2 separate regions of the Homo sapiens genome follow, and region 1 is linked to region 2. The links are chromatin loops, found by intact Hi-C in ENCODE. Cell type or tissue: GM12878. All regions are shown on one strand. Links, peaks and the distances in the headings refer to the core of each region. The heading gives the core; the rest is flanking DNA.

Region 1 (2,924 bases), core at 129-2,628, 110 kb before region 2:
ACAATAATGAAATTTGATTATGGACTGCGGATTCAATAGTAGTTTTGTTTTGATTTTAAATTTTCTGTTTTTAATCATTGTAACACGGTTATATAAGGGATTATCCTTGTTATGAAATATGGATTTATGAGTATTTTAGGGGTGAAAGGGCACCATGTCTCCAACTTACTCTTCAATGGTTCAGAAAAAGATTATATACATATGACAGAGAGAGATAAGGCAAATGGAGTGAAATATAAATAATTAGTGAACATGAGTAAAAGTCTTTATATAATTATTGCAACTTTTCTCTAAATTTGAAATTATATCTACATGATGTTTAAAAATATACAGCTATCCTCATAAGAATGTATGTAAAATAGTACACTTTATACTTTTACAACCTTGGATATTGCTTTCTCAAACAAGTACTTGCAGCAAATGGTGTAAACTTCTATTAAAAGTGTTCAAAACTATAAAAGCAAGGAGTCACTATATAGTAACATTCCCTAGGAAATATGATGAAGCACATAGAGTAGCAGTCCCCCTTCTAGGAAAATCTACATGAGCTATTCATTTCTCAGGAGTTCCGATTCATATGTTGGCTCACTTTTTAATAATGCAGTGTTTGTTGTAAAAGTGGTATCTGAGATTAAAACTGAACCATTGGATGAAACAGGAACCTTGAAAGAAAATGTAAGGCAGTCATTAGACCTGAAAATTTGTATCTGTTTATGGCTTGTGTTCACTCTAAGATTAGAGGAGTAAACATAGTGGGATATTATTTTCAGGAGGGCGAGTGTTGCAGATTCCTCGGGCTAAAGTAGAAGATGCTGGGAGATACACATGTGTGGCTGTGAATGAGGCTGGAGAAGATTCCCTTCAATATGATGTCCGTGTACTCGGTGAGTTTTTCTTTTGTTTATTGTTCATTCTTTTACTGAAAAGTATTTTTGAGGAACTAATGTTTGCAGGATGTTACACTAAGCGCTTTTGAGACTATAAAGATAACCAGAAACTGATAGTTCTCCCAAGGAGGTAATTATCTTCTACAAATTGACAGCACATTAGTCAGGACTCTTGAAGTATTAAGAAACAAACTGACTTAAATGAAAACAAACAAACAAAAAGAATTCATTGACTTATGAATCAGAAAAGTCCCAAAATAGAGCTGGCTACAGTCATGTCTGACTTCTGTGGTTCAAATGAGGTCAACCAGACTTTACCTCTCTCGACTCTGCTTTTCTTTATTAATGTCACTCTCAGGGAGGGGGATCCCCTTGGATAGCAAGGTGGCCTCTAGCAGCTCTAGGCTTGCATCCTCCTAGTTCCACATTCAAATGAAAGTTTTTTCTCCTAGTATTTACAATTGAAGCCCTAGAATTGAATTTCCGTGGTTTTAATTGGCCAAGTGTGAATCACGTATCCATCCAGAGCCAATCACAGACAGCAAGAGGTTGCAATGTTCTAATTGATAAGGTCTAGTTCATGTGTCCAACCTTGAACCAAATCACCATCTGAATGCATGAACAGAGAGTTGAAGAAGTATTTTTCCTGTAAGGGAAAAGATAAGTGACATAACAATTAACATAGATTTTAAAGTTCATGAGAGAGTTACAAGGAAAAGAGATGAGATGACAATTAAAAAATCAATGCTGACATTGTCAAGGACAGTGAAGGAATATCTTGGACCACCTGGCTTAACTTGACCTTGTCAGGTTCACAGCTACGCCATATGTCCTGCCTAGGATCAGGTTCGATCCCCAGCTCTAGTTGTGTTTAGCAGCTCTCTCATCAGCAGCTCTCTCATCAGCAGCTCTCTCATCAGCAGCTCTCTCACACTAGCTCTCTTACACTGTCCCCCTTTATCTTGGCTTTTTGCTCTGCCTCTGTGGCTCCTCTCAGCAGCCGGCTCCCGTGCATAGCTCTATGGCTGGCCTGCAAGGCCAGCTCTCTCTTGCAGTGTTAGCAGCTTAACTCTTTCTCTCTGGGGACGAGCTGGTTCCTGCCTGCCTTAAAGGAGCCTGGCTCTCCCTTACAGTGGTCAGTAGTATTACTCTCTCTCTCTGGGCACACGCAAGCCATGTCAAGCCATGCTATGCCATGCCAAACTGAGCCCCGTGCACAGTGTCGCAGAGCAGTTATACCTTCTACAGACAATAGTGGCTCAGAGCCAAGTATGAACTTACACAAACAGGTTATATAACAAGTAGAGTTGTGTGCCTGCGCATCAATCCCACTGAGTCATGCAGGCCTGGATGTCTGCCTCTGCCTATTCCTTGACCAAACACATCCATGTACCTTACAGGCCTAAATTTGGAAAGAGTTTAATTTAGGGTGAGTAGAAGGAGTTGATAATATAGGTAGGGAAAGATTGCGATTCAGTGAAATTGAAATGAAACTATGGGATTGGATGGTCAAGGGTAGATGTTCATGCCTCAGGCTGTTATTTTCAATTAGGAAGTCAGCAAGCAAGTTGGAGATGAGTTTAGAAGGTGGAACAAAGCAAGAAAATTAACTGGTCCCCAAATTCTGAGTTAGGGCTGTTTCAAGTCTGCTGCTCACCTCCCAGGTGCAGGGAGGGCCACTGAGAACAATTCTGAGTGGTGTAACCCACTAGTAGGGTGTGGCAGCTGGAGCAGGTGGAAGCAAAGAGCTGAGGTGGGGGCCTCTGCATGTCAGTGCCTGAATCTCCTAGCCCTCCTAATGCTTCAGCTCTTGATTGGTTTTCTTGATGTTGGGTGGTGATAGTCTCATTTAATCTAAAACTCAAGTTTATTATTTAGTAATCTGCAGTTCAAATTATACATTTTATATTATCTGAAGTATAATAAAATCAATCACGTAGCTTTGAATGTGAAAGTACGCATTCAAAATAACATTGAAATTCTATTGTGTGCTTTGTGGCATTGAGTATTTTCTTTACAAACTTTCAGTTTAGTTGT
Region 2 (2,924 bases), core at 287-2,786:
TAGCATTGCAGGATTTAAACAGATAAATAAGATAGAGTCTTCCCCTTTAAGAGTTTACAGTCTAGTGGAGACAGACATGTAAATAAAACAAACAAAATATAGCTCATTGGTTTTATAACAGAGTTTTGGGCAAGATATAGCAATGACAAAGAATAAAACATCAATCTCAGTGGTTCCCTTTTTACACAAAAATGTGAAAGGAGCATTGTAATTTGGTAAAGTTGATTATATTGCAACATGTACTTATATTAAGGAGAAATAAGAACTTGTATAGCTCCTAAAAATCTTCTAAGAAACCCTTGAATTTTGTAGACAAAATCTAGGAGTATTATGTGGGTCTTAATAAGCTTTTGAACTGTATTAATTTGTGTCATGGAAAATTATATCCTTTTGTAAAGTATAGCAAATAAAAGCTCCAAAAGAGTGCTTTATCAGCAGCAATCAAATTTAGATTGAATTTTTTTCTCTTTATGGGATTCACAAAAGACTTGCTGCAATGCAGCTTATGGAAAATGGGTCCCAGGAGGCAAAACCAAGGTGGACAATGGCTTCACCCTAGTTACTGTGAACACTGCCACCTCATCCCACACCACCCTACCCCACCCATTTACTCATTCACACTCCCTGAGGGCCCCCACTGGGTCATGTGGGCCAGAGATGAAACATGAAGTTGAGTAATAACTTTCGCTTTGGGCCATCAGTCACCAAATATTTCTTAAGAACCTACCCCATGCAGAGAGTTTTACTCAGATTTAAAGTACTGGAATAATTTATTTAATCATATTGTTACCTTTTTCCAAAGCAACTGTTATTTCACTTTAATCAGCAGTATAAATATGTCAAGGGCAATAATTTGCACCCATTCTAATGGGCACCCATTAGATAATTTGTACCCATTCTAAAACTAATTATCAGAGTGATTATGTGAGCCTTAATGTCCTAGAATAATCAAGAGCAGAGGTAGGACTTGACCTCAGATCTATATGTCTAGAATAGTCCTTTGTCTCCTGGGATGCTGTGAGCACCAGGAGCATTGCACTGAGGCGGCAGGATGGGGTGAGGGCACTTTGTCCAGATATTACCACTTTTCCCCAGTTCTTCAACCCAAGAGTCTTCCTGAAGGAGTGGCGATGCCCACACTAAAACCACACCCCCTCCAGGTACCCCAGGCACCAAGGAAGGCAACAGGGCAGATACCGAAGCATTTGGAATAACCACTCAAAACGCACAACCCCTTAGCCAGATTTTATTCTCATTAGAGAATTTTTCTCCCTTTCTAAATTGTGCCAGTTTCTTTTTTTAATTGCCTTTGTCACTCACTTAGTTCAAAACGTTCTTCAGCTTTCAGTTGTGCTACAGAGAGTGGAAAATGACGTGGTCAAATCAGAAACAGGTGTCACTTGAAATGTCTGCAATTTAAATGGGTTACATATTTTTGTGGTTTTAAAAAGACTTGAGAGAAAACAATTATGCCTTTTTCTTTGCCCTGAAGAATAACTTGCATTCTTTTTATAGTTTTAGAAAGTGTTTGAGGCATTTATAAGGAACCAAAGACTGCTTTTTATTTGCATATGATTTTTTGAAAGATTTAGAAATTACTGATACAAACGTCAATAATAAAAGGGAAATTAAAGTGAATTTGACATTGAACAAGGACAGACACTCTAGTCAAAAGTGAAAGTCACTAGACTGCAAAATAAACAAAAAGCATGACCAATCAAGAATTGCCTAAGACACAGAGAGGAGAAACTAAAGGACCCTTATGCTAATTTTATGCACCACTAATCTACTTCTAAAAATTTGGAAACATTCTATGAGCACTGCATTTAAAATAAGTGCTCTTATTCATCCGTGTTTTAAAAATGCAATGCATAATGTTTATCAAGAATCTAAATTACTTATATTTTCTATAAGACAGATGTTTCAAGTATGTTTATCCTAAATTTTTTAGTATTCAGAAGCACTAGGTTAAATACATTCATATGTTCTGAAGCTGTTAATATAAAAATTTTCAGCTCATTTTGGGATTCTTTTCTTGTAGCAATATTTATGTTACAAAATACTTTCATTTCAATCATAATATTCTTATATTTAATAGAAACCAGACATCACATCATCCATGAACAGAAGACAACACAATTTCTATTTCTTTTTCTGTCTTCTTTTTTTTAAGAATAGTGAGTAGAGTAAATAAGTAGAGTGACTGGATTCCTAGAGAGAATGCTTCACCCTGAGGAGAGGGTAATAGACCAGAGACAGAAGAGGGCCACCTGCCCAGCACCTCAGTACTTAGGAAAGCTTTTTAATAGAAAGTGTATATTTCTATATTAGATTCTGATATTTCTTTATAGATTCATATTTACCCAATGAAAATATATCATAAGGTAACTACTAAATAACAACTTACTATGCACACTGATGTGCGTCCACCTTCTAGTCTCCACACCACTATCATGGACCCCTGCAGCCCACTGGCTTCATGTTTCTGCAAGAGTTCATGATGAAAATAAGATAAAATGTGGACAATGAATATGAAGAGAAATTTTTTTAATGCGAGAAGGAAGATAAGGCTAATTGAATTTCACATTTTTCTAGAAGGCTTTTCAAGTCACTGAGACAATCTTATTTTGTCAAGGAGATTAAGCCCTCCTGGCTGATAAAATCATAATTAGAAATTTTTTCACAGAGGCAGTAGGCAAGACTTCACTGAAAAAGTTTGTCCACATTGTGTTTCATTCCTGTAGGAAAGCTAATCCTAGTATAATACTAGTAATAGCATATACATCATTGTCAGCACATATAACTAACTAAAAAGTTATTTACTCCGTATCATTCTAACCCAGTATCTTTTTACTTTGTGGAGACTGTTATTGTTTTAAATAAATACTTACATTGTCTGTGGTTTCCTTAGAAGATGTTTGGAG

The links. A loop is a pair of places that touch in the nucleus more often than their neighbours do. Peaks named below come from ENCODE experiments on the same cell type or tissue, not always from the same donor. Only the 100,000 strongest peaks of a DNase experiment are listed, where the experiment ranks them.
Region 1: a loop joins it to region 2, with 2.0 times the contacts of the local background. A loop is called at or near these places in 2 of 110 quality-filtered maps.

Annotation. Positions count from the first base shown.
Region 1 is chr1:186,077,337-186,080,260 of GRCh38, forward strand. HMCN1 (hemicentin 1) reads left to right here. Exons shown (of 107, transcript NM_031935.3): 55 at 771-884. Among named protein-coding and RNA genes, the nearest start is that of PRG4, 220 kb to the right of the region's middle. In GM12878, for the core only: no CTCF peak of the experiment used is centred there; a DNase peak (open chromatin) is centred at 1,155.
Region 2 is chr1:186,182,771-186,185,694 of GRCh38, forward strand. The region is part of intron 105 of HMCN1 (hemicentin 1); the gene reads left to right. LOC105371654 (a long non-coding RNA gene) reads right to left here. Exons shown (of 3, transcript XR_007066772.1): 1 at 2,892-2,924; 2 at 2,408-2,485; 3 at 1,337-1,409. Among named protein-coding and RNA genes, the nearest start is that of PRG4, 110 kb to the right of the region's middle. In GM12878, for the core only: no CTCF peak of the experiment used is centred there; DNase peaks (open chromatin) are centred at 616 and 1,481; H3K4me3 peaks cover 557 bases.